Linked DNA regions of Mus musculus: all the other regions are linked to region 2. The links are chromatin loops, found by intact Hi-C in ENCODE. Cell type or tissue: left cerebral cortex. All regions are shown on one strand. Links, peaks and the distances in the headings refer to the core of each region. The heading gives the core; the rest is flanking DNA. Region 1 overlaps Dglucy (D-glutamate cyclase). Region 2 holds the start of Ccdc88c (coiled-coil domain containing 88C). Region 3 overlaps Dglucy (D-glutamate cyclase). Region 4 holds the start of A630072L19Rik (a long non-coding RNA gene). Region 5 overlaps Ccdc88c (coiled-coil domain containing 88C).

Region 1 (6,040 bases), core at 309-5,308, 180 kb after region 2:
CCTTACTGAAAGCAATTTAGGGGAAGAAAGAGTTAATTAACTTACAACTCTAATCTGCAGTCCATCGCTGAAGGGAAGTTGAGGCAGAACCTTGAGCAATTACGTTACAACCATGGTCAAGAGCAGAGAGAAATGAATGCCACACACCGCCTGCTTGCTGCTAGCTTCTTCCTCTTTTATACTATCCAGGAGCCCCTACCCAGGGCATGGTTGTGCCCACAGCCCCACACAGACATGTCCAGAAGCCAACTTGATCTAAATAAGCCCTCAACTGAGACTCCTTTGTCAGGTGACTGTAGGTTGTAGCAAGTTGACATTTTAAAACCAGCCATTGAATTCCTACTCCCAGATCTTACTAGTTCCCTCTCCAGACAAACATTCCTTCAGGGGAGAGCAATAACAACTGAGGCAGAGTTCCAGAGACTTGGGTTAGTGTGGGGCTAGGGAGTCATGGGACGGGCATAGCAGGCTCCAAGCAAGAGTGAGGTTGAGGCATGTCCAAACCCTAGAAATCTCATTCTGACATGGGCAGGACTTGGATTGCTTCCCCACTCCACCCTGGGCCTGCATGACCTGGCACATGTAGTCCTGCACCCCCCCCCTCTCCCTCCCCCAAGAGGTCACATAGCCCTCAAGCCAGGTTAAACTTTCTCTTCCCTTATAAGGTCATGTCCAGCAGCACCTGGAATTCTTCTTTATGCAAATGAAGCATCCCCAGCACCCTGGCCTGGGCCAACAATATACACTCACCCTAAAGCCTTGTCCCACCTCCAAAGGTTTAAGTAGCCTCTGTTCTCCCCCCACCCCCTATTAAACAAGCTGAGCTGTCTCCTTGAGAGTCAGTTCGCACTGTGCTATGCTCACAGCTGCCTGTGAGTCTCTTTTGCTCCTGGTCTTTCTGCCCTACTTCTCCTCTCAGGATCCCCTGGTTGCAATTAAGGCCACCAACGGTAGGTTGGTACTTGTATGATAGTGATTACAAAGTGAAATTGATTGTCAAAAAACATTTTGTGATCACAAATAACACACATTATTGTAGATTATGTGGAAAATAATATACATATCTCCCCAAATGAAAATCATCTGGTTTTCATTCATCTATCTCTTAGCAGTTAGGGGAAGAATCGTGGCTTTTTCACAGGCTCAGGGCAAATCTTCAAGGAGAAGGAAAGATGGCCAACAGGGCACCCTGGGCAGTATCCCTGGACTCAGGGCTTAGAGGTATGTGACCGTGAACAAACCACATGAGCATCCTGAGCGCCTCCTCTGTAGAGTAATGGCCACCTAGTCACATTGCTGGGGTGGCACCATGATGGTCTGTCAATTTCCTGGCTGGGGTCTGGTGAAAGTGGGTGCTGAGTGAAGCCAACCTTCACCCCCCCTGGCTGCACTGTGTCAGATGCTAGTCAGGGGAATGGGTACCAGGGAGCCCAGCCAGGCAACATGAGGCACATATCTGAGAAAGGACACACAAAGCCCCTGTCAAGGAGGGTCAGAAACCCCTGTCACGGAGGGTCAGAGAGATGTGGCTCCCTCCTCAGAGCTATGGAGTACAATCCTTGCTGGGCTCCTGCCCATGAGAGGGGAGAAAGGATTCTGCTAAACATAGCCACAGAGGAGAGTCAGGTGGAACCTTCTGTTGGCCCTGGAGCAGAGCTTGACACAGTCACGTGTCCGGCAGTTTTCTGGCCTCACTTGCTGATCTGTCTAGTATTCCTTGGTGCCTCCTCTCCTTTCTTTTTGTGAGGGAACCCAAGGTGAAACCCTAGCTTCATCCCTGTCATCCCCACAGTGGTCTTCCGAGAGCTTCCCCCATAGAGGTCACATGTAACTGGTCTCAGCCTCCTTTTCCACAGAACAAACAACCTGCCTCTATCCTTAAACATTCTGGTTGCCCTGCAGGTGGTTTCCTGGGAGACAGAGCCAGGAAGCTGAGGGAAGGGATAGGGAAAGTGAGGAGTGTGTGTGTGTGTGTGTGTGTGTGTGTGTGTGTGTGTGTGTGTGTATTTTTGAGTGTTCACTAAGATTTATGGCATGGGGTTCTGGCTTGGGTTCACATGGCTTTGGACCTCCAGTGCACTGACTGGTGGAGGTGGTTGGGGAAATGGTCACCGTGTGGACAACCGTGATTGATTAGATCACTTGGGCTTTCTGAAACCTCAACATCTTTTTCTATAAAATGAACCTCTTGTTGCTTATAACAAAGTTGTTCTAGGCTTGGAGATAAAGCACCCTGTTACAAGGACACATCCTGGAGCTGTGTACCTGGCTGAAGGTTGGCACATTGCTTTCTTCCAGTCTCTGCCCACGAAGACCTGCTTGGGGAAATGGCTTGACCCCACCTCACTGCTCACCTTGCCTAATGGCGTCTTCAACAATCCTCATATGCAAGTTCAAGGCTCTCTGGTCTACTACCATGGCGGTCTCCTTCCCCAGAGCCTGTAGGAAGGCAGCTAAGGCGATGGCTCCTGGTGGGCCATCTGTCTCTTCTGGGGGCTCATGATTGAAATGTGTTGGGAATCCAGTGGTGACGAGTACGGAGCGGGCATGAGACAGTGACAAAGCAGCTTGCAGTAGCTCATCTTTAAGTAGTAGGTGCCCGATTCCTCGGTTCCCTAAAATTACAAAAATAAAGTAACATATCTAGGTGATGGTGTTTAAGGTGGATACACTGATAGTTCCGGTTGGTTTTGGTCCAGAAGTCACGTGGAGGAGTGTGGCAGTCTGACCTGTTCATATGCATTCTTGTCCCTCTGACTCCCACCCCTCTCTTAGCCACAAGACTGGTTTGGTCTCAAGGTACATAAGGAAGTGATGGGTGCCCTGCTGAGCCTAGCCCTGTCCTTTCCTGTGCCTCTCCAAACACACCTACCCTCTTTTTGTCCGAAATGTTGATTGATAGCTACAGCAGGTCTGATGGCAGAGCTGCTGGGACCCCAAGTGTCTGGGTAAAGCAGAGTCCCTCCCTGTTGACCCAGAACACTCTCAAGTCATTCAGGATGCTGTTACAGGGAGAGTTGCCTATTAGGGTGTCAACTACATTGCACCTCTGAACTGTGCCTCCAATAATAGAGTCAGGTATTGACTGCCCTCTAGTGGAGAAGTTGAGCAAGTGGGGAGCTATCTGTAGAGGAACCCAGTTAGTCCCAGGGAACACAGATGAGGGACAGTAGTTAGTGCTAAGGTTGCCCAGCCGGGCCAGCTGAGCAACACCACTTCCTGACTCTTCATACCAGCATGCCTCTGTCTACCATCAGGTCTCTTCTACACAAGTGCCATACAGAGGCAGAGTGTGTCTCTAGCCGAGCTGCCTTTAGAGCAGGCTAAAGGGATGTTGACTTGCAGTTGAGGGTCACAGAGAGCATGAAGAATGCTGGCTTTGGATCCCTACTATGGAGTAACTGCTCTAGACTGAGAGTAAATCCATACAGGACCTGGCTCATGATAGCTGTGTGTCGTTAGTCCTATCTTTGCTTCTTCTACATGGATAACAGGGAGGGTAGCCTGGGTGGAAGACGTCTCTGGGGACAGAGATTCCCACCTTCTGGTTGCTGGAGTAGGAGCTGGAAGTTGGGGCCTGGAAGGTGATTTTTTCCCTCTTCCATGTGGTGTCTGGCATCCCAAATAAAGTAGTCGTAGGTATGTGTAAAATTCAGTGAGAAGGGGGTTAACTGTGGCATTGTTTAAGGTACCAGTGATGGATAATTAGTCAAACGGTGGCACGTTCGCACAATGGATCCTTTAAAAAGGATGCTGTCAACTGAGTGACTCATTCCTGGGATCCAGCTCTCCTCTGGGGAGACTGAGGCAGGAGGATTGCAGGGAGTTCAAGGCTAGCTCAGGCTAAAAAGTGAGACTCTGTCTCAAACAAATAAACAGTGTGTAGATGTCGTGAAAAAATTATTTCACGGTATGGAAAGTAATTACAGTTATTTTTAAAAGTCTCAAAATACTATCATGGTGGAGTTCCTGTATGCAAAGATTTGAGCTAAAAGAAAGACTTTAAAGGTAAACACAAGCCTATCGATAATTTATTGATTGTAACGGATTCTGGTAGTTTTAAAAAGTGTGTGGATAGGTGTATGTGATGGTATGTGTTCTCGCGCATGTGTCTGTGTGAATGTGCACATGGAAGCCAGAGACTGAGGTCATGAGTCTTTGGTTGCTTTCTCCAATTAATTTAAATTTAAAAGTTTTTTGTTTTGGTTTTGGTTTTGGTTTTGGTTTTGGGGGCAGGGTCTCTCGCTGAACCCAGAGCTCACTGATTTGGCTGGGCTCGGCTGAATGGCCAGAACGTCTCAAGGATCCCTTGTGTGCCTTCTTAGTCCTGGAGTCCCAGGCACACACTGCTGTGCCATGCTTCTTGTGTGTGCTGGGGACTGAACCCAGCTCCTCCTGCTGCCGACCTGGCAAGGACTTAACTAACTGAGCCAACACCTCAGGCTCCGGGATTCGGGTAATTCTTATGGCTTATTTATTTTCACACATTTTCCTTCCTAAGACTTAGTTTTATTAATTATTAGATTCATTTTTGAGACTGGGTCAAGTCCCAGTCTTGCATTAATGGTCCCCCTGTCTCAGCCTCTTAAATGCAGGGGTCAGAGGCATGCACCACCACCCTGGCTACTTTTGTGTATTTTCTGATGTTCGTACAATGAACATGAAATAGTGATGACAAGAAAGGAGAAGAATAACATCATTTTGTACAATAAAATTGGATGTAACATGGTTCATGGAATCTGATGAGTAATATATTAAAGAGAGGGTGAGGGGGGAGACTTGGGGCAACTGAAGGCTGTGTATATGGATGATGATTTTATTACCAGGGCAAAAACCATTACTATAAATTTTGCATCCTCCATGTCCTCCAGACATATCATATGCAAGTCAATGTCCTCTTAAAGATGACTGAGTGCCTCTATTAATAAGCTCAGTAAATAGTGCCTAACATGCCGCACACCACCATTAATCATATCTGCTTATTTGAGTGGGAATCAAAACCATCTATTGTTCTTGCGGATTAAAGATGGTTTTTCCTAGACGGACTCAGCACATCAGACAGTCATCAATCTGCCTCCTCTGGGACTCAGGCTTCAAGCCCCGCACCAATCTGCAAGAGCGCCGATGGGAGGCAGGCGTTGTGTCTGACCTCTCTGCTCATCCTTACCAAAGCAACCGTAAATCTGCTGTCGGCTCCTTCTTTTAAACTTAAAGCTAATTACAGAGTTAATAATTCATCTTTCCTCATGACGCTATGTTAAATGGGGGAGCTGTCAGCTTGGGTAAGGCTGTATGGGAGGAAGAAACTATCATAGAAAAAAAAAAGAAATATCTACCCAGGAAAGTGAGGAAGAACTCTTTTTTAAAACTACATTTTTAAAGGTGTCTCTGTGTGTGTGTGTGCGTGCGTGTGTGCGTGCATGCGCGCACGCCTATGTGTGCTCTACTTATGTGTCAGAGATCAGAGGGCAACTTGCAGGAATTGTTTCTTTCCTACCACGTCAATCAGGTCATCAGCTTGCTGACAACTTGTCCTTATCCACAGAACCATCTCACTAGCCCTGGAACACTTGTTTTGATTGCCCAGGTATGAATATGGCACACCATGTAAGACTCTATGTACACCTGGCATGACATAACCTCAGGGTGTTCCCGTGGTAGGCATGCATGATGAGTTTCCTGTGTGTTTATGTGTCAATAAAACCTTAGTCTCCACACAAGGAATGAATGAAGGAGTCAACGAACCAAGAAAAAGCCATGTCTGGTAGCTTATCAGGGAGCTTAGTGACTGTTAGTGTCTACAGCCTCAGGGTGCAGAAGCAGCCATTTCTAAGTGAGGTGTGCTCCCTTGAGTCTTCTGTCTGGCCAGCAGGCTTCATAGGACTCTCAGAGGTCACTGGACTGCCATGGGATCAGTTTTCCAGTACTGTGAGGCACTGCTCTCTTCAGAGGCAGCTCTGGCTTGTTCCCGGGAGTCTCCTCCCCAGGCTGGCTCTGCCCTCTGTGCCCCCTGGGTTCACCCATTGATCCTAACATCCTT
Region 2 (6,040 bases), core at 502-5,501:
GTTGAGTGCATAGCCCTCTCTATCCCCGTATACCTGTATCACTCCCTTCAAGGCTTAGAGAACGCCGCAGAAGAAAGGGTAGAGAGAATGCACTGAAATGCCATGAGACGCTGTCTTCTGAGCATGCTCCAGCCATGACGCTCTTGACCTCACAGCAGCTGTGATTACCTGCCCAAGATCAGGCCTGTCAACATCCTGTCCTGGAGGTGGGAGGGGATTCGTGAAGCCTCACCTCTCTCTGATTGTTTATGTGGTGAAAGGTTGCTGGTTCTTCCATAATATAAAGACTGGTGGTGAATCTATGCTCCTGTAAATAATATTTTACTCAGGTCCCTGCAATCTCAGTGCAAGTCACTGGAAAAGGGAATTGGGGAAGACAGAGAGGAGAGGTGATTAGCAGGAGTGGCAGGGTGGACAGAGGGTAGAGATGGTAATGGTAGTGAATGCATTCAATATATATGTATGATAATGTCCATGAAACTTATGCATAATTAATATATGCTAATAAACCATAAAATCACCCCACCTTCTAGTTGGACACATAATTTAAGCTCTTACCAGGTGACACAGAAATGATATTAGCTATCATGATTGAGTCAATATTTCCTGTGAGGGAGGAGAAGCTCCCTCCTCTATCTAGTATTAGAATAAAAATTGAAAACCTTCTTCCTACTGGGTGTGGTGATCCATGCTTTTAATCCCAATACTTGGGAGGTAGAGACAGGCAGATCTCTGAGTTCTAGGCCAGTCTGGTCTATGTAGCAAGTTAAGTTAGCCATGGCTACACAGTGAGACCGTCTGAAAAAGAAATTCTTCCATCCAAGAACTGTAAAAGCAACATTTCTGTCAGAAATTCGCAGAGGCATTTTATGAGGGAAGAGGCCAGTGGAGGGACAGTATCTGGCAGTTCATTAGTTCTCCTGAAACTCAACCCCACCCCCCAAGATGGAGCTCAGGGCGAACAATTCTTGTTAGCGCAACAGCAGCAGCAGAATGGGCTCCAAGATGAGGAAGAAGCAGTGATTATATATTGCTGCAAGATTTTTACATGCCTCACTTTGAGCTTCCAACTTACTTAGAAATCCTTGAGCAGAGAAAACAATTCCCAAGTTTGCTTTCCAAGACTTGCAAGCCCCAGGTTAGAAACCTTTCTAAGCATAACTGGGACACCCCTGGAGTTTATTGCACAGCACCCACAGGAAATAGGGAAGCACTGCAGATGAAGAGGTCTAGCCAAAGAATGGTGGTGGCCAGTCCATCAGTGACCACAGGCAACCTCAGATATGTAATAACTAGTGGCATTTCTGTGTCACCTGATAGGACCTTAAATTGTGTGTAAAGCTGGGCAGTGGTGGCACACGCCTTTAATCCCAGCACTCGGGAGGCAGAGGCAGGCGGATTTCTGAGTTCGAGGCCAGCCTGGTCTACAAAGTGAGTTCCAGGACAGCCAGGGCTACACAGAGAAACACTGTCTCGAAAAACCAAAAGAAAAAAATTGTGTGTAAAACTAGAAGGTGGAGAGACTTTTATAAAACATTAATCATACGTAATGTTTCATTGACATTGCCATGAAAAGTTCCCAGAGTTGCTATGTAGGGACTGCCAATATCAGGGGAGAAATTATTCACACACTAGAATAAAATGTCTCACAATAGTCACAGTGCAGTTGTTTGATGCAGTTGTTCACTTGAAATAATATGCTTATTAAATAGCTAGAAGGATTTTTTAAAAGATTTATTTATTTATTATGTATACAGTATTCTTCTGTCTACCAGAAGAGGGCACCAGATCTCATTACAGATGGTTGTGAGCCACCATGTGGTTGCTGGGATTTGATCTCAGGACCTCTGGAAGAGCAGACAGTGCTCTTAACCTCTGAGCCATCTCTCCAGCCCAGGATTTTTTTTTTTTTAATTAGATTGGTACAGAAATCAAACCCACAAAGACAGTCCTTACTCTTCCAAACAGGGTAGCCTATGCTACCTATCCACCACATGCAGTCATCAACTTCATTATGTAGCCCAGGCTAGCCTGGAACTCAAGGCCCTCCTGGTTCAGCCCCACCAAATTCTGTGATTACAGGAACCAGAACTGACTGCCATGGCCTGAGACAGGATGTCATTGAGCCCAGGCTAGCTCTGAAGTTGTTATGTAGACAAGGATAACTTGAAGATCCTTTTGCCTCCATCTCCCCAGTACTGGGGTTACAAAGCTGTACCATCATTCCCACCCCACTTTTTTGGGTAAGATTTGTTTTACTTTTTATGAGTTTTAGTGTTCTGCCTTTATGAATGTATACCATATGTATGTCTGGTGCCCTCAGAGGCCTTGAAATTCAACTTAATGATAGTTGCGAACCATCCTGTCAGTGCCGGAAAACAAGCCCAGGCCCTCTGGAATAGAAGCAAATGCTCTTCATTGCAGAAGCCCCCCCACCTCCACCCTTTATTTGTTATTCTGACTTCCACATTTCTTGGAACCTTGCCAGTATACTGGGGGCTACAGTCTATTTATTAACAGGCTTTCCAACCAGGCAGAACTGTAATACCACATGTCATCAGCAGATGTCACATCCCTAATACGTGAAAAAGCTACGCTGCAAAATGACTAGCCAAAGGGTAGTCATTGAGTACCTGGTGTGTTCTCCCTAGGAGTGTGCCAGGGGCTTCGGGTTAACATTCCCGCATCGCAGTGAGGATTAAACTCGTCAAGACAAGAGTACATGCAACAATGGCCCAGCTCGGGGAGCGAAGTTATTACCAGGAAGTGGTGAGAACGTGGGGCTGCAGGCCTCCAAGCACACAGCCCCCGCCAGCAGGGGGCACGGCGTCCATCGCGCTGGGAGCCCAGGCTCAAAGCTGCCGCTGCGCACTGCGGCCGGGACGGGCTCTCCCGCACGGCGTGCTATGGTGGAGGGAGGGTAGAGCCATAGCAGGGGCGCACACGCGTGGGGCGGCCACACCGCCAGCATCCATCCTGAAGGAACTTCAGGAAGGGAGAAGCCGGGGAGTCGGCAAAGCAGATGCACTGATGCGCAACCCTGCAGTCTGAGGCTTACACCAAGCCTCTTCCTCTCGGGCCCAGGTCTGCGCGCGCAGGCTGCACCTGCCCGCGCACTCGGGCCGCCACGTGCTGAGGCCCCGCCCCACTCCCGTCCCCGCTCCCCCAACGCGCACCCGGCCCGGTGCGGCTCCTCTCCGCTAGGCTGCGCAGGGCACCGGGCGACCGAGGAGGGACCGCGTCGCCCCTCCCTCCCCCTCCTCGCCCCCACCTCTCGCTCTCCCCGGGCGGGCGGGGCCGCAGCCGCGCACCGTGGGCTCGCGCCCCGCCTTTGTCTCCCGCGCCCGCCGCCGGCTGCCGGAGCCGCTTTGTGCGGCGCGGCCGCGGCTCAGCATGGACGTGACGGTGTCGCAGCTCGTTGAGCTGTTTCTGCAGAGCCCTCTGGTGACCTGGGTGAGCGCTCGGAGCGGCACCGGGGACCGGGAGGCTCCGTGTCGGGTGGGCGTCCCCACGGCTTCCCACTCGGGAACGCGCACCTGTTCCCGGCGGCCGTGGGGGCGGGGAAGGGGGGTGACCCCTCCTGAAGCTCAGAGACCCGCGGTAGGGGCGCAGAGTGGGACCGTGGACCGGCGGGCTGAGCGTGCTGCCTTCCTGTGCGTCTGAGACGTGAGGATTTTGTTGAAAAGTCCTTTTTATTTATTTCTCTATTTTCCTCGCGTTCTGGGACGCTGGAGAAAAGTTAGCCAGAAGTCCTGTCCGGAGGCGGGAAAGGACCGCGGTTCGGGAAGGGTAGGCTTGCTGCCTGCGAAGAGTACCACGGTGGTTGGTGACCTCCCTGGCCTGCCTTGTCCCCCAGCGTCAGACCAACATGCTTTTGCCTCCCCGCAGGTGAAAACTTTTGGATCGTTTGGAAGCGGCCACCAGGACAACTTGACTCTGTACATGGATTTAGTGGACGGCATCTTTTTGAATCAAATCATGCTGCAAATGTAAGTTGCCTCTTCAGAGAGGATACTTTAAGAAACCTAAGATTGTAGCGTGAATGCCGGATGGCCAGGGAGGGATTCCGTTCAGGTGGGCCGTTGGACCCCCCCATCCCCCAGCACCTCATTCGAGCTAAGGAAATTTGCGGTTGACTCATTTGTAAACTCGGGCACTTGATGGTAGTCTGAGTGCTGACACCAAAAGTCCCTTTTCTTTTTGGAGGGACACAGAACTGTAAAGAGGGTCTGGTTGGTTACAGGAAATGTCCGCTGGGTCTGGAGCATCGCGGTGTGAACGCAGTTTCACTGTGGCTTGGGAACTGGGCTTCTGAATCTCCTTCTCTTCCCAATTGTTGGGGCAGATGCAGTCATTAATCGTCCTTGTGTGAATTGGGTTTAGAAGGCACACAGGCAGGCAGGCAGGCTGGCTGTTTAGAACGTTTGCTTGGGCTTAAACAGGGTCTCGTAGATACTACTTGCCGGCCGCACCTCTGACCACATCCGTTGTGGAGTTCTGCAGAGCCTGTCTGTCTGACATCTTAGCACCACTTAGGTGTTGGCTCCTACCCCTCCATTCTGTGTTTAACTTAGAAGCTTCGGGGATCCTATTGGAAGTGAGTGACAGTATGAGTCACAGGCACTTGGAACAAAATAAAACTGGATCAGCCTTTACATGTACCCACTCAGCTGGGACTGATGGAGGTGTCACACTCAGTAATCCATTAGCTAATGAAATACAGCTTGGATTTGTAGCTGGGGGTGGGGGCGGGTAGGGGGTGGTTTCCCAATGAGATGACTCCATTTGTTTTCATAGGACATTTGATTCACAGTGGTAGAAACCCCGTCTTTTTTTTTTTAAATCCAATTCCACTGGTCTTCAGAGTTTGACCAGGTTCTAAAGAGACATTTGCTGTTGGCTTTGGCTGCGCTTCTCTAAGGACTGATGAGAATTGAGTTTTTCTGCGGCTGCCTCTGAGCAGGCTTGGGCTCTGGCCACGCTCCTGCCACCCCCGTTCCGTCAGGCCCCAAGAATGGCTGGGTTCCATTGGTAGAAGGACCATTACAGCCTATCCCCGTTAAGCTTGCGGCTGTGTAATTAAAAAACACAGCAGTGTCCTCCAGTCTTCCACTTAGCTACACACAGGCACAGGGGAGAACAAAAGCCGGGGGGACGATTCGCTTTCTTCCCTGACCTTTGGAATTCCTGAAGCCTTTACACTTGCCTGTAAATCAGGGAAGAAAACTGCCGGCTCATCACTTATTTGCATTTGCCGCGCCCCCCCCCCCCCCCGAATTCTGGCAGAGGGCTGTCTGTTCCCCTCCCTGACAGTTTTCAGACTCATTTTTCCCTCTGTGATATGTAACTGTGATCCTTCTGGAAGAAGAACCTGGCAGGTGTGCAGCAATCCTGGGGCAGCCACAGAGACAAGAAGTGGCCTTCCCATACCAGGAAACAGAGGCGGGAGTGGGCACAGGACCTGCCAGTCATAATTTTCTGCTTCTAGGGAATCCTAACTTGGCGCCAGGTAACAGGCATCAAAATGTGTTTGCCTCCGGAAGTGGGTGGGGCTTGACTGCCACGCAGGCTTTGAAATGACTCCCTGGCATGGATTCTCCCCCACTCCGGGGCTGGGATTTAAGATACACACATTTTCCTCCTTGTAAAAGTAACCTCGATAAGATACAAATCGGGGCTCCTGTAGTTTTCTGGTATTTACCTGTAGTATCCAGGGTCCTAGGTTCCATACCTGCCACCTCAAAAGGTGGGTAACTAAAAGACCCTTGGATGATTGTGGTGGCGCACAGCTCTATTCCTGACCTTTGAAAGGTGGAGGAAGGTCAGGAGATTAAGGCCAGTCTTAGCTACATAGCAAGTTCAAGGCCAGCCTGGGTGATATGAGACCTTATCTCAAAACACACACACACACAAAACAAAACCCAAAGAGAACCCTGACTGAATGTTGAGCATACTAAGTGGTCAGAGTAGGCTTGAACCTGAGGTCGTCTTCACACAAGCAGTGCGACACTGGGACTCTTGTAGGTGCCCCAGTTTCCTC
Region 3 (6,040 bases), core at 494-5,493, 190 kb after region 2:
CACCTCTTAGGAAGGTGTATACGGTAAAAAGTAAGGTCCAGCCACAGCTGAAGCATGAGCGCTGAGAGATTCTGTCCATCACAGTTACGGATGTCAGAAAGCACGGTCTGAACTCTCAGCGCATGAAGCCTCTCGCTTGACCTGGTAGCTGATGTTAGACTGGGCACCCTCTGTGTATGCAATCTCTGTTTTCTCACAGCATTTATATTTTTCTTAACCCCTCCACTTCCCCGCTAGATTAGAGCCCTAAGCTGTACACTAGCATCGTTCTCAGAAGTGGCTGCATCATGAAGGATGCAGTCGAGTCTCAGGTGTGACTTTACGCCTTTCTACCCATGCCTCTCATGCTATAAAATAATGGCCACGCCTTGTCTGGTTGTATCAACATGGATCAGGGGAGTGCAGGTACACGTGGAGCGAAGCGCTGGGTATAGAAGTCCTCAGCAGTGGTTTGCATCATAGAGCCAGGCACTGCGTCTTCTCTTTGCCCTCCTGCCTGGCCTCTAGGTGCTTACTGCTGAGTAGATTGAACCTCTGTCTTCTGCATTCCCTGGTATAGATTTATATTTGAGTACTTCAGCTGTGTGCTTCTCACCAGGGGAGGGGGTATCCGAACATTGTTTCTTTACCTCAGAACTTCACATAATGCCTTGCGCATTCTTCAACTGGTGAGATGAGGAAATGCTATCCTGCTTTTCACAGAAATTCAGAAACTGTAACATTTCTTGGGTTTAATAGCCAGAGTCAGCCAACATTCAAAAGGAGCATCTATTGATCGATGCATGGACTTTGCATGGACCCAGAAAGGGAACAACTATTAATTGAGAAATGGTTTCCTTTTTTTTTTTTTTTAATTCTTTCTTTTTTTTTCAGTGTCTCAGACAACACCTAAAAAAGTGATCCTTTGAAAGCCAGGTACACACAGAGCAGCAGGTTCAGGAGGTGGCAGAAGGCTTTATTCTCTCCAGCTTTAGGGATGTGACGGTTTGTATATACTTGGATCAGGGAGTGACATTGTTAGGAGGTGTGGCCTTGTTGGAGTAAATGTGCCACTGTGGGCGTGGGCTTTAATACCCTAGTCCAAGCTGCCTGAAAGTCAGTATTCTGCTAGCAGCCTTCAGATAAAGATGTAGAACTCTCAGTTCCTCCTGCATCATGCCTTCCGGGATGCTGCCATGTTCCCACTTTGATGATAATGGACTGAACCTCACTCCAGGAATGAGTTCACGTATGCAGGAGGAAGGGAGTGAGTTTGGGAACTACATAATCTTCTGGGAGAAGCTAGGTCTTGGTATTGAGGGGTCCTGGGAATGGACCTCAGCAGATACTGAGAGACAACATTGTTGTAAAATTCAACTGTGTTTCTAGGCTTCATCCTTTGCTTTGAAGGCCCTACCAATTTCCAAAAAGACATGAGGCTCCTCAGCTTGGCTCCTTCATGAGAGCAAGCCGCAAAGCTTCAGCAGGTGGGAAAGCATTTGGTCCAAGGGTTCTTGAGCTAAAGACTGGGTGTGTTGGCTCCTCAGCAGGGGATTGAACTGAGCAGGAAAGACACCGTAGACTCTTAGCTTACATTTGTGTTTGTTTCCCAGTGCTAGGGCTCAGACCTTTGAGCACTCTGGGGAAGTGCTCTACTACTGAGCTATAGCCCCAACTCTAGGCCTGGGTTTTATGGGTTTATTTTTAAGTCCTTGCTTGATCTGTAAACCTGTGCTTTCAAGAACTCCGGACCCATTGGGCTGCAACTGAGGAAGCTCCGCCCTTGTTACCAACATACTGCAGCTGATGACTGCTTCCAGACTGGTCAGCGGAGATGGCCAGAACACAGGGACATCCTCGGGCCGACACTCCACATAACTCCCGTAGTCAGGTTTGGAAAGTGCCTCAATTCCCAAAAGACCTGCAGGTGGGAAAACAAAACAAAACAAAACACCCAAAACCAAACCCAGGATTCCTCAGATTGGTACCACCCACATGGGGGCACTAAGTACTCTATGTATCTTTCTCCCCACAAGTGCTAGTTGTAGAATTGATCTTAGAAAAGGAGAAAGAAGAGGAAGGACAGGAGGAAGAGGAGGAGGTAAAGATGGCTCAGAGTTGAAGTTTTAACAGATCAGGGTGTTCTGTAACTTAGGGCCCCCGCTGTCTGGTACCATCAGGCCTGACATCTCAAACCGTATGATGTGGTTTCTGGAGGGAGTTTACAGTGTGCTTAGCTCAATACTAGCCTCGTAGCACAGAGTCCTAACAGAGCCAGCTTTGTGTGTGTGTGTGTTCATCTTGATGCAGACTGATCAAGTTACATAGCTGTAACCTCTGTTATTGTTCCAGCAGCCCCAGCCCTGAGCAGCAGCATCTACATGCTGTTGACAGTGCGGACCAGAATGCCAAAGATGGATGCGTTGGGCCTAGTTTATCCCCACTGATAAGACAAGTCGGCAGATATCTTCTGGGTGACCCTGAGACTATTTTAGGTGAGGAAGACCAATAGTGCTGATAGTATTTTCATAGAATGTCAGGTCTTTAGTAATTCTGTTGACTACGAAGCTGAGCAAGTTCAAGTCCACAGACCCTGGCTCTCACTCTGGGCCAACCCCAAGTTCTCTCTCCTCAGTCCCTCTGAGAGCTCCAAGAGATCTCATGACATTCAGTCAGAATGCAAATTTGAGTTTTATTTAATAATGTTATGGTGTGTGTGTGTGTGAGAGAGAGAGAGAGAGAGAGAGAGAGAGAGAGAGGTGTGGTGTGCATGGTTGTGGATAACACCTGAAACAAAGAGTCCCACTGTGACCCTCCAATCCCCAAGGCCAGTGGTGATCACATGATACTCATAGGAGTTGAGTGTGCATCACAAGTCCTCAAGATGAGGCCCCCTAGTGTGGCACAGTGCTGCCTTAAGCCTGAGAGCACCCAGTACTGGACTTCTGGGTTTCACCCCAGTCCCTCACCCTTGAGACCCTCCCCATAAGAACAGCACAAGCCCCTGTGTGCTTTTCAGGCCCATGTTGGGTGGACACTGACCTGGGTCACCGATGTGAATGGGTTGTCCTTGCTGTCCTCTTATGGCGTGAGTGGCCTGCAACAGCCTTTCCAGCTTGTCCTTGGGAATGGGTCTCATTGTGACCACCAGAGGGCAGCAGAAGCCAGCAATGGTGGCACAGGGCACTGTTGTCTGATAGTGAAAATATAGGGGGAAAATACAGGAATCAACTCAAATTAAAGCCGCAACACTTCCAGTCCAAGAAGCAAGAGATCCAGGGAGCTGTTGCAGCCTGGTTGACAGTGAGAGACTCAAAACTAGGGTGCAGGAGGGGGGAGCCTTATTCATTTTTTTCTTTATTAATCTGTCAACATCACTTTGGCAGTCTGGCACACATCTAAGCTGGACAGAATAATGTTTTCACCACATAAAAGAAAATTCAGGATGGTGTGTTGCCTGTTGTCCCAGCACCTGGGAGGCTAAGGAGATGGGGAGTTTGAGCCTTGACTGCAAGGAAAGTTTTAAGGTGATTCTGGTAACACAGTGAGAGACTGCCTTAAAACAAACACACAGACGGGGCAGCAAAAAGGTGACGGGAAGAGAAGAGAATCAAATGTTCCAAAGGAAACCACTACTATTTCTGATGTCCAGATGTAGTTACCAGAGCCCCAGAAAGAATATTATACTTTCCCACTAACAGCTAGGAGGACAGAATGGCAGATCTGTTACTGGAGTATCAGTATACAGGGTGTTTTGAAACTCTCAAGAACTGTACTGTGTTATGCTATTTGTGAGATACTTTATCATCCTCAGCATTCCAGGACATATTGATCCAACAGCCCTTTGTGGCCAACAGTCAGAACCAAAGGAAATGCTAACTTTCAGCCGAGGTTTATAACACACACACACACACACACACACACACACACACACACACAATTTTCCCACCCAGTGGCGGGCATGGTGGCTCACGACTTTAATCCCAGCACTTGGGAGACAGAGGCAGGCAGATTTCTGAGTTCAAGGCCAGCCTGGTCTACAGAGTGAGTTCCAGGACAGCCAGGGCTACAGAGAAACCCTGTCTCAAAATCAAAACAAAACAAAACACCCCAAAAAACCAAAAAACAATTTCCTCGCCCAGTCTCATGGGTCTCTAAATGTTCTTTCTCCATGGACCTCAAGAAGCTGCGAAGTTCTGACAGAATCAGGCAAAAGCAAGCAAACAGCGCCAGGAACATCGGCTGCCTGATTTACTTCTAGATCCCACAGGATGAGCCTGTCCCTGGATGCCCCGGTCTTCCCTTCCAAGATTCTGCACAGGGCGACCTGGGTGACTTTCACTGGTGGTATACTTCTCCCCCTGCAGTGGGGCTTACGACAGGCTTAGAACGCAGCCAGGATCAGGATCCCCTGGGACGACCTTGGCTGCCACTTAACTGGCTGTTACCACCCTGGCAACTGTAAGATGAGGCTCTGCTGTGCTGCCAGCCCAGTGTCTGTATGACAGCACCTGGGACAGAGCAAAGGCACATGTAGGCCACTCACAAAGCCAGGCAGGGCTCCTGGGGACTGAGACACCTCTGTTTAGGATGGGCCATCTATCCAGGCCATCAGTCAAATTCAAGGTGGCTGTAAGAGCCATCTCTCTCAGGGCCTAAGGGCAGTGGGGTGAGTTGTTACAGACAAAACTGTATGGCAGCTGTGGGGAGAGGGGGCAGTGACGTGTCATGGATAATTGACAGGCTTTGGTGAACATATATGGACGTCTGTGCCTCTGTACAAAGCTTTTTTTTTTTTTTTTTTTTTTTTTTGGTTTTTTCGAGACAGGGTTTCTCTGTATAGCCAATCTCATCAACCCAATCTTTTGTGCCTCGAAGGTTACTACAGAACTGCAGGGACCTGACGCAGTCCAAGCCTCTTTGGCAGGAGTCAAAGTGGGGAGGGACACTGTGACAAACAGCGCTCAAGATGAAAAAAGTCCAGCCACTGTGAGCAGGGAAGTCTGGAGGCTGGTCTTGTGCACAGGGAGGCCTGGAGACTGCTGATCAGCCAGAGTGCTCAGACTTGTCCCAACAGCATCTGGGAAGGAGGCAGAGGAGGAAGGGCGCCACTCTTCCCCACGTGACTGGTTTCAGCAGGAAGAGAAGTGCATCAACTCGGCCACAGGGACAGTCCCTAACAGCAGGCGTGTCCCAGGAGAGGCCACCCTTCTGCCGTTAACACTCTGTGCTCACATCAAAACTGGCCATGGTGACACCCTGTGCTTGTAATTCTAGCACTGGGAGATAGAGACAAGAGCATCCCCAGGGCTCTCTGGCAGAGAGCCTACCCTTAATCAGTGAATCCCAGTAAGAGGTCTTGTCTCCAACTCCACGGTGGGGCCAGTGAAAAGACTCATCAGATAAAGGCACTTGCTGCCGTGCCTGGTGACTTGAATTTGATTCCCAAGCCCCACGAGGCAGAGGCAGAAGGAGAGAACTGATTTCCATAAGTTGCCATCCAATCTCCACACAAACATTGCACTACCAAAATCACCCCTTCCCCAAATAAGTGTAACTTAGCAGAAAACAATGTGTTCTGCTCCCGAAGAGTACTAGTTGACCTTTAGCCTGAACATACATTCATATATACATGCCCTCTCTCTCTCTCCAAATGTCCAAATGACTTTGATTGACATTGCACAGCCATATCAGAGGCAGGTGGGAGAGAGACTGACTCAGAGGGTAATGGTTTTACCTGGGAGGGCGACTGAGCTAGGGCTGACCTTAGGGCTTCTGATCCCTGAACCAACATTCTCTCCACCATCGGAAACTACAGAGTCCATCCACATTTTCAAGCTGTTTTGCCCAGGGGCATGGCCTTACCTTGTATGCTCCTGCATGGCTGGGACCTGTTAGGTCTCTTCTGGGGATCCCTGCCTGCTCCAAGGCCTCTTCTATGGAGAAGCTGCAGTCTATGATGAAGGTCACCATTTCTTTTAGTTGTTCTGAGTGCTCTTCCAGTGAGGTCAGGATGCCTGTGCAGGTGCCAAACTTGTATTTCTGCAACTGTGGACAGATG
Region 4 (6,040 bases), core at 623-5,622, 93 kb after region 2:
TTGTTAGTTTCCTGTTCCACTCGCTGTCTCAGGGATATGGACAGCTAGTGATGAGGGCTTGAGCTCTGTAGTCAGTGGGGGGAGTGGCTTCAGCTCACAGAAAAGTACTTTTGGGGTATTCCACACCAAAGGAAACAAAGGGACTCATGTAAGTGGCATTCGTGCCTGTATGCCCCAGGGCCCAGGCAGTAGTCCCTATATTGTCTCTGTAAATTCTATTCATTGTCCTTTTCCAAGACAGAAACTATTAACTTCCCGTACCTGAAGACCCCCAGCTACCTCTGCCCTTGAAGGTTCAGTAAAACCCCAGGCCCTATGCTCACCATGCTGTGTGTAACTGGCGCGTGCTTCTCCCCTAGAACGCAGCTCTTCAGGCCGAGAGGCAGCTGCTGAAGGAGCAACTACAGCACTTGGAGACTCAGAACGTGTCCTTCAGCAGCCAGATCCTGACCCTACAGAAGCAGAGCGCCTTCCTGCAAGAGCACACCACCACGCTGCAGACCCAGACTGCGAAGCTGCAGGTAGCAGGACGCTAATGGTGCCTCGTGGGAGCTGCAAGGCCAGGCAGGGGGACCTGGAGACAGGCTGGTTGCTAAGAGGCTTACTGTATACCGTAGATGTATACAGTCTCTTTTTAAGCTTGGTGGAACAGTTTCTGTGCAGTATACCTGTATTATGCTGATAGAGGGCAAATGAGGCTGTGACCTGGCTTCCCTCTGCTGGAAGCAGCCAGCAGGGCCAGCCCCTCAGTCTGCTTATCCTGTGGTCTATAGGTGATGGGGAAATGAAAAATTATTCATTAATGTAATTTCTGGGAAAAGTTGGAAAGTTACATATGGGGCAGAGACAATAAACAGGAAACTTACTTGGCAGAGAAGTTGGGTTTGTTTTGTTAAAATAAGAAAATAGGATGTTGGTTTGTTACTTTGTTTTGGAAAAAGTCTTTGTCTGGTTTTAATATAAGAGCAGTTCTGGCCCCTGTTCAGTTTTTAATGTCTTGGGGTTGTGTTAGAATACTTTAAAAACTCAGGTGGTCAGATGTGGCCCGTTAATAAAAGTGCTTAGCATGTACACAAGGTCCTTGGTTCAGGCCCCAACAGCACAAAAATAAATATGTAAAAATCAATTGGTTGACAGTATTATCTGGTACTCAAGAAAATAGGCTTTAAAAATAATCAGTAATGACATGCAAGGGGCTCACGTAGACGGAGGACATGATTTCTGGAGTTGGCTCAGGATGATATCCTTCTCGCAGCCAGCGTTTTGCCATGTTGGCCCCACTTCCTAAGCCAAGTCCTCAAGTTCCGGTAGCACTGTCCCCGGCTGGCCTGCCTTGAGGTCCCTCTGAGGCTGGCTGTTGCTGGTCATCCTCGGCCTGATCACTCGCAGGGCTCTCTGCTCTCCCTCCAGGTGGAGAATTCCACACTGAGTTCCCAGAACGCAGCGCTCAGTGCACAGTACACGGTGTTGCAGAGCCAGCAGGCTGCCAAGGAGGCCGAGCACGAGGGTCTGCAGCAGCAGCAGGAGCAGCTGGCAGCCGTCTATGAAGCCCTGCTGCAGGACCACAAGCACCTGGGCACCCTGTACGAGTGCCAGTCCTCAGAGTATGAGGCCCTCATCCGCCAGCACAGCTGCCTGAAGACGCTGCACAGGAACCTGGAGCTGGAGCACAAGGAGCTGGGGGAGAGGTGAGAGGTGGGGGGGGGCCTGGAGGCAAGGGAGGCCGAGGCTGGGGACAGGCAGGCTGGTGTGGGGAGACGGCCTGTGGTGGAGGCAGCTGCTGTGTTGAGCCCCTTAGGCTGTCACAGAGCTTGTGGTACTTTCCTAAGGGCCAAGTGCATCTCGTCTCTCCCCCACATTTCCTCTTGGCAGGCTGCTCTGCATTGTTGCTTGCACCTGAGCTTTCTCAAGGGAAGGAAATAGAGCCTTTAGCAACTTCTGCTTCCTTTTTGTTTGTCCAGCTGGGGATTGTGGCAGGGGACACTGGGGCCAAGGAGTGCCATGGCCCACGCTGGTTCTGGGTGGCCCAGTGTAGACACTTGGAGACCTATTCTCTAAGAATGCTTTCTCCTTCCTCCTCCGTCTGACCTACACCCTTGGGAAAATTCTGGCTACCATTGTGCAGGGTTGTGTTTATCCACACTTCAGAATCCCTTTTCCAAGTCTGAGGCTAGAATGCTTGCTTAAAGGAGGGGGCGGGGCGGGGGGACCAACCCAAATCCTCCCATTATGTTAAGTATTTAACGTGTACAACAAAACACAGAGTAACCCCACACCTCTGATCTCAGCACAGTTGGAAGGTCGAGAGAGGGAGGGAGGGAGCTGAGCCCTCAGCTGCCCCCCCCAGATGCCCACACTACCTTCATCCTTTAATCCACACCAGGTGCTTTTCTTTCTTTTTTTTTTAAAGGTATACTTTGCATATGTTGAAAAATACTATGTGCTAACTTTTCACCATAGCATCCCAGGTCCTGGGATGTGTGTCCTTGATTCACTCACTGTTGGCTGAGCTCCTGTGTCGTTGATTCACCCACTGTTGGCTGAGCTCCTGCCCATGCACCGAGGGTTCTAGATCCCTGAGCGCACATACTGAGGGTCCAAAGTCCTGTCTTGTCAGCTACTTAGTGTCCTTGGCTGGACATAGCTGGAGGCTCCTTCCGTCTGTGCACTGGGCTGTGAGTGTCTGTCACACAGCACTGAGTAAAGTCTGAGTTCTCATCTGCTACCTAACTGGACTCCTGCCATAAACTTACTGTCTTGTCAAAGGCTCAGTGGTAGTAAGCCAGACCCCAAAAGCCTGTGGGCTGAGTGTGCCCTGCTGAAGTGCCACACGGGGAGCAGGGATTAGGCAGGCAGCCCTGCTGGTCAGTCTGTGGCCTTTATTTGTCAACCTCCATGATTCCCCCACAATCACTAACTTAGGTGGAAGCCCGACGGTTCTCTCATCTCATCCCCCACCATGATGGGGCCACCTCTGCACTTTGGCCATTAAGTGACTTTCCTACTTGGGGCTCCAGTGAGATGATCCAGGTGCAGCTGATGTGGAGGGTGGGACTAGAGAAGAGACTGGAGACCCCAACCGTGCTACTGCTATGAACTCAGAAGAGAAGTGGGGGAGGGGGGAGGGAGCAGATTTCTGAGCAGGATGATTGAGGAACCTGCCTCAGGCCTCTCCTCTCACTGACTTGGAGAGTCTAGGGTGACAGTCAGGGTTTGTCACTTTTCTACCCTTGTGCTATGCTGCCCCCCAGTGGCAGCTGTGCAACCTGCAAGGATTGAGTGAGAAAGAAAATTCATCATGGCAGGGAGGTCTCACCCACCCACTCCCAATGCCAGGAACAGATATGTGGGCTCCCATACAGGAGGGTGTGAGGGGGGATTAGCTGCTTCATACACGGAATTTAGCTGTTTATTCTGTGGTTTCCTTTAGATCTACTGGTTCTTAATGAGCCACTTTGTAGCACAAGTCTCTAAAAGGTGTAGAGTAAAACCCTAATGCTCTCGGGCGGCCTACAAAAGGAGACAGGCCATGACAGGGAATAGAAGATGAACCTGACACTGGGGGAGCCAGTGATGGACGACCCCACTCTGGCAACATTTCTCTTGCTTCCCTGCCGTCCAGCCTCTCACCTCTCCCCAGAGAAAAGGTTTCAGAGGAATCCCCCCTCTTTCTGAGAGGGTATGTTCCAGTTTCCCGGAGTGTGAGTTGCTTGTGGTAGATAAAGCCTGGCCATGCTTCCGCCACTAGGCACGGAGACTTACAGCAGCGTAAGGCAGAGCTGGAGGAGCTGGAGAAAGTACTGAGCACCGAGCGGGAGGCACTTGAGCGGGAGCAGAAGACCAACGCCATTGCCACGAGCGAGAACCAGAGGCTTCGAGGAGAGCTGGACAGGTGAGCACAGGGGCAGGCACGCCCAGCCCTGGCAGTAGTGGGGGTGACATCAATAGCTCGTCCAGACCAGGCCTCTCTGAAAACCACTAGTGGAGGCTGGTGAACTCCTGGTCACGTGTTCTTATGAACTGCATGATTTTGGCTAGGGAAGGAGTGGAGGGCTGTGCTGGCGCGGGCTAGGTGGTGGTACTCAGCCAGTCCAAGGAAGGGATGGGTCATGTATCTGGGTAGGCATAGTCCCCTTCGGATGTGAGCCCAGCCCCCAGGAGCCACTGTGGTCTTCCTTAGTCAACAGATGCAGCCACTCACTAGGGCTTCATTGTAACCAGAATCTCATTCCTATTTGTGGATCTTTTGTAGACATGCAGAGCTCGCAGGATATTTGTGTCATCAGGTTCATCCAGCTGCCTTGTTACATCCCTCCCCTTACGAACAGGATCTGGTCCGTGCAGGTCTTTAGTGTTTAGTGTAGAGTCCTTATCTTGCTGTGTAAAACAGCCCTGGGGCACAGTGCTCTGGTGTAGTCAGTGTCTCTGAATACAGAATAGCAGAGAAAAAAACCTGTGTCAGATAAGCTTCCCTTGCCTGGAGGCTGGCTCGAGGCTGTTACATAAAGCGCCTTGGAGCAGGCACTCACCCAAAACTGCATTGTAAACCAAGGAGAGCCCGGTGTTCTCCCTAGGAGCAAAGTTCAGTGTCCACCAATTCCATGTTTGCAGCAATTTAATAGATCTGGACTGCTGGCTGCCGCCCCTTCCTGTTGTAGAGATGAGGAAATCTGGTAGCTCAGAGATCAGGTAACACTCAAGGTGAAACCTTTGGTTAACAAGAGCCAGAACTGAGTCCAGACCTTGTATTGTTTCAAGTCCGATTGGGGGAAACACTGCTTCCTTCCACGTCCTGGTGTTCCTTTATCCTAGCAAAGGGGCCCTGGCAAGCATTTAGGGAAATGCTGCCCCCTCGGGTGCACAGGCTGTGATTCGGAGCATTTGGACGGTCACAAACACTGTGACCTGTAATGGACAGAATTTGGCCACCTTGGGATCAGGTCATTCCTGTTTCCACTCTGTGAGGCCAGGTACCTCATATGCAGCTGGGGTTTTTAAGATTTACTTCTGTGTTTTAATAATTGTGTGTATCTGTGCGTGGGTGTGTGCACATGAGTGCAGCTACCCGTGGAGGCAGAGATGGCAGCTCTTCCTCTAGCTGGAGTTTATAGTTAGTGTGAGGTCCCTGCAGGGGTGTGGGAATCAGGCCCTGTGCAAGAGCTGCACGTGCTCTTAACTACTGAGCCGTCTCTCCAGCCTGAGAGTCAAGTTTTTGGAAAGCTAGCTGAATTATGAGAGTTAGGACGGCAATAATTGTATTGTTGTAGGTTTACATAGTCCCTTACCTACACATCCCATTTTATAATCTCAGGAGTTAGAAAGCCCCACCGAGTTGGGCACAGCATTTTTTTTATTTTATTTTTTTTTCAGTGACTAACTCCATATGTTTTCTTACAAAAGCGTAATTAATTATGAGTGCATCAGACCTGATTATTTAGGTAGGTTTCCAATTGGTTACCACCGAGGTGCTCGCACCACTATTACACTTGTAAGATTATCAGGCTGTGCTGGTGGCTGATGTGGTTCATGGGCATCACGGCTGGGTGGGACTGTTGGGCACAGCATTTTAGAGAAAAAAAAAATTCTCTGTTTTTCTTTTATTAGCACAGCTTTTTGTTTGTTTTGTTTTGTCTTTCACTTATACCAGAACGCCTAAACTATAATGTAAAAGGCCATGTCTTTTACAATAGGCTGAGATGTCTTCTTCGTTTCAGTAGACATGAGCAAAACGGCCTGGGTTCGAGTGTAGCTGCCTAGGTTAGCTCCTGGGACTGGATGAGCCAGTGGTTGGTGACACAGAGCTGGGTCACGCTGGCTGTTACGGGAGGCAAAGCTCCTCAGATAATCCCTCTGTACAGAGAGTCTGGGGACAGCAAGTAGATTCTTCCTCGTCTCTGGGAGGCACAGTCCACGATGTCCTTTTGTGTTCAGTGTCTTAACCTGGTTCTTGTCCTCCTCCCCCCACCTAGACCAGTATGGCATCAGGGATGTCGTCCTAGAGCCCCAGAGCACAGTTAGAAAAGCAGCGATTTTTGCTCAG
Region 5 (6,040 bases), core at 687-5,686, 77 kb after region 2:
TGGTCCGTCATATGTAGGGGGCACTGACTCTGATCTGCCTCCCCTCCAAAGGATGCTGTGAGGAGTAGGTAAGGCTAGACCAGCCATAGTACTGTGGTCTTTGAAGACGGAGTCTCTCGAGGCTCATGGGAGAGCCGAGAGTCAGTGAGCTGCTTCCACAGGGCCAGCTTTGATGAAGCCCATGTCTGTGAGCACTTCCCTGTACCAGAAAGCTTGGATCCAGGCCCGTGTGGGAGAGTGAGCACTTGGTGGGAAAGAGGAAGCTCCAGCCGTGGTCCTTGTTGCAGTCCATGAGTGGGACAAGTCTTGGTGATCTTTCCCACCAAGGAAGGTGGCAGTTCCTGGTGTGCATACTTTATAAGCCATGAAGGCATGTGAGAGGTAATGCAAGTCTGTCTGTCCATCCTGGACACACACATGCATACCTCACACACACTGAGGATACTAAGCATTGCTGGGAAGGACTTGTGGGATTTGAGAAGCTCAGACAAGGTCTGACAGGCATGTCACACAGGCTGGCCTCTTTCTGTGCTGCTAGCAGAAGCCACAGTCTCCGACGCACCTGACTGTGGGGTTCATATCTGCCTGCCCTGCTCTGCTGGGACAGGGCCATTGTAAAGACTTCCTTATCTGGCATAAATCCTGAATTGAGAGGATCTGCCTTAGTCCTGGGCTCCCTCCCCTCTGTGGACTCTCAGCCACCCCATTCCCCCTTTTTAAAGGAAACTGAGGCACTGTCACCAGAGTCCACTTTCCCACTGGGTTCCAAGTGTAGGATCATCTGGCTTGTGGAAGACCTCAAGGAAGGGTTGCCTTTTCAAAGCCATCCGTCCCTTGTTTACTGTACTCAGGAGCAAACCCAGGACCTTGTGCATATGAGGCAATCACCTTACCACTGATGCACACCCCAGAACCACTGAATATTTTTTCGAGTCTTGAATTTTTCTTTGAGAGCCCACATGCCTGGCCTCCAGGGCACAGGTGAGGGTGACAAGAACTGAACTCAGGGCATCCTGCCGAGTGTTCCTGGGCTGGCTGCTTGGCTCCAGGGTCCTGAAAGTGCTTTGTTTAGAAGTCCTGTGGTCGGTCGGTCGTGACCCTGGCCTTTTATCTGATGGCTCTCCTGTTGGGTTTGCTCTTCCTTAGGAGCTGAGGGAAGACAATATCATCTTAATCGAGACCAAAGCCATGTTGGAGGAACAACTGACTGCCTCCCGGGCTCGCAGTGATAAAGTCCACGAGCTGGAGAAAGAGAACCTACAGCTAAAATCTAAACTCCATGACTTGGAACTGGTATTAACGGGCAGGGTGCAATGGGTGGCGTTGGGGGAGGGGCGGGACTATCGGTGGAGGCAGGGCATGTGGGAAAGGGCAGGCTCTTCTGATGTGTCAGCTGCAGCTTGTTGACTGAAAGAAGCACCTACTATCTCAGTGGCTTGAGTGGGCACTTAACTGTCCTTGACACTTGTGGGACCTGACTTTTATGTTGCCTCTGCAAAAGTAACCACTCTTCTGCAAGGGTGAACACAGGTGTGTCCTTTTCAAGGGGTCCTCAGTGGCTCTCATGTTGAGCATTGGCATGCCATACCTATCACAGCACTTGAAGCTGCAGAGACCTACTTAGAACCAACAAGTACCCATCACCAGAGCGCCTGTCTCAGCACAGTGTTCCTTGTGTCCCTATGCTCAGAGAGTGTTCACTGAGACCTCAGACTTCCTTTTTTTTTTTTTTGGTTTTTTGAGACAGGGTGTCTCTGTATAGCCCTGGCTGTCCTGGAACTCACTCTGTAGACCAGGCTGGCCTCGAACTCAGAAATCCACCTGCCTCTGCCTCCCAAGTGCTGGGATTAAAGGCGTGTGCCACCACGCCCGGCTCCAGGACTTCCTTCTTGACCTAAGTAGAAATGTTATAGCTCTCTCTCTGTCTGGCAGGAAGCATGCTGTCACCTGCAGAGGAGAGAGGAGATACTGCGCGTCTGAGGCCAGTCAGACCCGTCCTCACACTTTTCCCTCTTTCTGCCCTAGGATCGGGATGCAGACAAGAAACAAATTGAGAAGCTGCTGGAAGAATACATGGTTCTGGAGATGGCTCAGAAGCAGAGCATGAAAGAGTCGGCCCACCTTGGCTGGGAACTGGAGCAGCTGTCCAAGAACGCAGACTTGTCCGACGGTAGGCAGCGCCTGTGCCCGGGGTCCAGCCCCGTCTCAGCCACTGCTGCTTACCCCGGAGCTGAGCCTTTGGCTCCGAGTCTTCCTAGCAACCCACCCACATTTACACAACTAAATGTGATTTCCTCAAGTGCCATTTGGAGCTGTTTCATTATAGCTCTCCCCAGGGGAAATGTAAGTGGCCTGGCAGCCCCAATGTCTGGAAGTAAACTACAAATGAAGTGTTGGGATTTCTTGGTTTCCCATATGCACTCTCAGGAGCTTCCAGATCACAGCTCTCTTCGCGATGACAGAAAGCCCTGACACCAGGAAGTGTCCCCAGTGGTCACTAATCCTTATTATAAATGTACCCCGGACATTATTTGCGCTGTTCATTTACATAATTGGGCAGGATGGCTGCTGCTTATCCCATCTCCCTGGTGGCAATGCTAAGTGGTGGCGGCTGCTCCCCAGTCCCAGGCTCTTTATGGATCTTCCCTGCTGGGGGGGGGGGGGGGGGGAGTCCTCCTTCCTGGCAAGTGCTGCTGCCCTCTGCTGGTACCCTGAGATAAGGTGTCCATTATGGGAAGGGTGTGGGACCCCAGTCAGCACTGCAGCAGGAAGCTCCAGAGCCCAACAAACAATAAGCCAATTCCTGTGTTTGAAAATAGCCTTGTTCACCTTTCCCATGCACCCGATGGCAAGTTAGTGTTGACTTAGCACTTTAGAGAGCCGGTGGGGGCGGTTGGCTTATTGTAGGTTTGAAAGATGCTGATAAAAGGTCCCTGAGAATACTGCCAAGGTTATTTCTTCCAGTGCTCTTACCAGCTCTGAACTTGAAAGGATTGAGTTAACTTGTGTCTGTGGACACTGAGTTGTGTCTGCTTTGGTGCCTGTGTACTGAGCTGAGTGAGGCGACTGGGAGCCACACCGGGTGGGAAAAGCATTGTCTCTCCTGTGAAGTTTCAAGTCTGCCCCCTGGTGGGCTGGAGAAGCAGTTCACACCCTCAGGGCCTGCTTCAAAGGCCCGAACAGTTCACACTGCTTGGTATAGTTTATGAACCCGTTAAGGTTCAGACATGGACATGTTTTATTTATTCTATTATTATTGTTATAAAATTTCATTTATTTATATGTGTATGCGTATGCGGAAGTCAGGAGAATTTGTGGGAATTGGTTCTTCCTTCACCATGTGGTGCTGGGCTCAGACCCAGGTCATCAGGTTGTGTGACATCCATGCCTTTTGACTCACTGGTCACATGACTTATGTGTTTGTTTTGGCCACGTATATAGTCTAGAGGGTCTTGGATCTCTTGGAACTGGAGCTACGACTATGAGCTGCCATGTGAGTGTTGCGAACTGAACGCAGGTCCTCAAGAACAGCCAGTGCTCCTAACTGCTGAGCCGTCTCTCTGGGCTAGTGACTTATTCTTAATGATAGTGTTGGTTAGTCTCACTATGCTGCCCAGACAGGCTTCAAACTCCTGGGCTCAGGTGATCTCCTGCCCCATTCTCCTGAATAGCTAGGGTTGAGCTGTGCCTGCCTCTAATGTTTCAGATTGTTCTTCTTGGATGGAGGATTGAAGTCAGTGCCTCGAACATACTGAGCGCACCCCTTACCACTGAGCAGCGCCTATGGCCTCTCAGAAAGACTTGGAAAGGCCTGGCCTAAGGAGCAGGTTTCGTGCTTGTTAGCCGAGTAACCTGGAGTGATACCAAGCCCTTAAACTGTAGCTTGCATCATCATGCCGAGTGGACATGTGAGGAGACAGGCTTTAGCCTTACCTGGCCTCATTTATGTTGTTGTGAGTCTTGGTTGCTGGGTGGTCTGATGAGTAAGCCTTTGTGCTCAGCGTGGAGCTTGCTTTAGTTAGTGGCAAGCCACTTGCTATTGGTACCGTTGTTAAGCTGTAGGAACGTGAATATTATTCTGTCCCAAGTCTCGGTATGGAAGAATGAGAAAGATGGACCCTGCTGATGGTGGCCAAGCCGTGCATGTCCCTAGTGCCGTGGTGGTGAACCTTTAAAAATGCCGAACATGAGGCCAGTGAGACAGCTCAGCAGGTAAAGCTGTGTGCTGCCAAGCCTGATAACCTGAATTCGATGCCTAGGAAGAGAGGCAACTCCTACAACTTGTCCTCTGTGTCCACGTGCGTGCGCGCACACACACTAAAATATTAAAAACATATAAAATGGTAAATTTATATAGATTTCACCATTATCAAAATGACCTCCACACATATGTTGCAGAAATATGTCCAAATGGCCACAGGTTGAGTTAGTGAACTTTTATTTTAGGATAAGGGACTTTATACTTAGGTTCTTTTTTTTTTAATTATTTTTTAATTAATTAAAATATAATTAGATCATTTCCTCCCTTTGGTTTTCCCCTTTGGTTTCCTCTCTCCAACTCTTCTTATGCATCCCCTTGCTTTCTTTCAAATTTATGGCCTCTTTCTTTAACTGTTGTTTTACACACACACACTCACACACAGAGCTAAATATATAAGCGCACTCTACCTTGTCCACACACTGTTGCTTGTTTGTGTGTTTGTTGGAGTTCTTCCTTGGAGACGGCTCTTTCTCCTGCTTTCAGCTCCCCTTAGTTGCCTGTAGTTCTTTGTCTAGGTTGAGGTCCCATGCATGTCATTTCCCACTTGCATGTTAGCTTGGCTGCTGGTGTTGTCCTGTTCAGGTCTTTTTAGGCAGCCATGATGCGGCTTCACGGTGTAGCTTCTGTGACATTTACTCCTGGCTCCTGCAACCAGTCTTCTCGCCCCCTCTTCTGCTGTGAACAATTCTGCAGGATTTATATTGTAAATATGTCAACTGGGCCTGGGCACCACCTGATCATTTGTTCTCTGAATTTGATTGGTTGAGGTTTTCTATAATAATCTCTGTTGCAAGGAGATGGGGAGTTTTTTTTTGATGGTGAGTCCTCTACAGGATAAGTCATTAGAAAGTGTGGTTGTAGGTTCTTCTTCAGGATCCATTATGGCTAGATTATTTTCTTTAGCTAACTGAGAGGAGGCCTCTGGAGCATCTCTGAGCCCGTGTTGATGCTAGAATTGGACATACTACGTTGTTGTCATGGACCCCTCCCACTATTTCCGTTGTGGCTTTAGGATAGTCTAGCCTGTCGGGTCTGTACTGTTGCTCTGATAGATGATATCACTGCAGAGGACACACTCCCCGGTCCTTATAGTTGCCCAAGGATCCAAACACATGCATCACACATAGCATTTGAACATGCGTTGATGCCTCTGCTGTGGACCTCAGTACCCTGTCAGAGCCCCTGGGTGATGCGTTAGAGTCAGGAGAGGACAGACAGACACCATCTTCAGCACAGGGTTGTAATGAACATTAATCGGGGTTTCTACCCCACCTTTGATCATTTAGTTCCCAAATAAAAGACACAAAACCTTTATTTTATAAGAAGCCTTAACAGCACTAGAGCTGGGCAGGTATCCACCCTCTATGCTATCTTGTCTACTTCCCTGTCAATAACCCTGAGATAAAACTTGCCACGTTCCATCTGGGCTGCTCGTACTCCAGCTGACCAACCCTCGTGGCCAGTTCTCACAGCCCCTTACCCATGGCATCTTCTCTCTCTTTGCTTTCAGCTCTCAGCTCTCCTCTCCTCTCCTCCTCATGGTCTTTGCCTCAGACCCCAAGTCTGGCAACCAAAGCTCCACCTACCTCTCTTCTGCCACCTACCTCTCTTCTGCCACCTACCTCTCTTCTGCCACCTACCTCTCTTCTGCCACCTACCTCTCTTCTGCCACCTACCTCTCTCTCTTCTGCCCGCTATAGGCAATAGGCATCTTTATTTAACTAAGGAGCAAGCTCACATAGCACCACATGGTTATGTGAGGATTTCTTTGTCCCTGAG

What was found. A loop is a pair of places that touch in the nucleus more often than their neighbours do. Peaks named below come from ENCODE experiments on the same cell type or tissue, not always from the same donor. Only the 100,000 strongest peaks of a DNase experiment are listed, where the experiment ranks them.
Region 1: a loop joins it to region 2, with 2.0 times the contacts of the local background. A loop is called at or near these places in 16 of 42 quality-filtered maps.
Region 3: a loop joins it to region 2, with 2.1 times the contacts of the local background. A loop is called at or near these places in 15 of 42 quality-filtered maps.
Region 4: a loop joins it to region 2, with 8 times the contacts of the local background. A loop is called at or near these places in 14 of 42 quality-filtered maps.
Region 5: it touches region 2 in a loop (10-fold over the local background); 41 of 42 quality-filtered maps call a loop at or near these places.

The regions. Positions count from the first base shown.
Region 1 is chr12:100,846,688-100,852,727 of GRCm38, reverse strand. Dglucy (D-glutamate cyclase) reads right to left here. Exons shown (of 13, transcript NM_145448.5): 8 at 2,355-2,615. Among named protein-coding and RNA genes, the nearest start is that of Gm36572, 44 kb to the left of the region's middle. In left cerebral cortex, for the core only: a CTCF peak has its summit at 3,097 (motif pointing left); a DNase peak (open chromatin) is centred at 3,104.
Region 2 is chr12:101,026,185-101,032,224 of GRCm38, reverse strand. Ccdc88c (coiled-coil domain containing 88C) reads left to right here and starts at 3,334. Exons shown (of 30, transcript NM_026681.5): 1 at 3,334-3,453; 2 at 3,889-3,989. The coding sequence starts at 3,394. In left cerebral cortex, for the core only: CTCF peaks have their summits at 1,778 (motif pointing right) and 2,729; DNase peaks (open chromatin) are centred at 3,393, 4,585, 5,014, 5,493 and 3 more places; H3K4me3 peaks cover 2,976 bases; H3K27ac peaks cover 2,544 bases.
Region 3 is chr12:100,838,503-100,844,542 of GRCm38, reverse strand. It overlaps Dglucy (D-glutamate cyclase), which reads right to left. Exons shown (of 13, transcript NM_145448.5): 4 at 5,845-6,040; 5 at 3,022-3,172; 6 at 1,778-1,900. Among named protein-coding and RNA genes, the nearest start is that of Gm36572, 52 kb to the left of the region's middle. In left cerebral cortex, for the core only: a CTCF peak has its summit at 3,125 (motif pointing right); a DNase peak (open chromatin) is centred at 3,134.
Region 4 is chr12:100,933,478-100,939,517 of GRCm38, reverse strand. It overlaps Ccdc88c (coiled-coil domain containing 88C), which reads left to right. Exons shown (of 30, transcript NM_026681.5): 19 at 360-521; 20 at 1,411-1,688; 21 at 3,749-3,892. It overlaps A630072L19Rik (a long non-coding RNA gene), which reads right to left and starts at 1,414. Exons shown (of 5, transcript XR_003950128.1): 1 at 867-1,414; 2 at 1-767. In left cerebral cortex, for the core only: a CTCF peak has its summit at 3,253 (motif pointing left); DNase peaks (open chromatin) are centred at 3,254, 4,226 and 4,443.
Region 5 is chr12:100,949,417-100,955,456 of GRCm38, reverse strand. Ccdc88c (coiled-coil domain containing 88C) reads left to right here. Exons shown (of 30, transcript NM_026681.5): 11 at 1,147-1,293; 12 at 2,026-2,170. Among named protein-coding and RNA genes, the nearest start is that of A630072L19Rik, 14 kb to the right of the region's middle. In left cerebral cortex, for the core only: CTCF peaks have their summits at 2,601 and 3,124 (motif pointing left); DNase peaks (open chromatin) are centred at 2,747 and 3,102.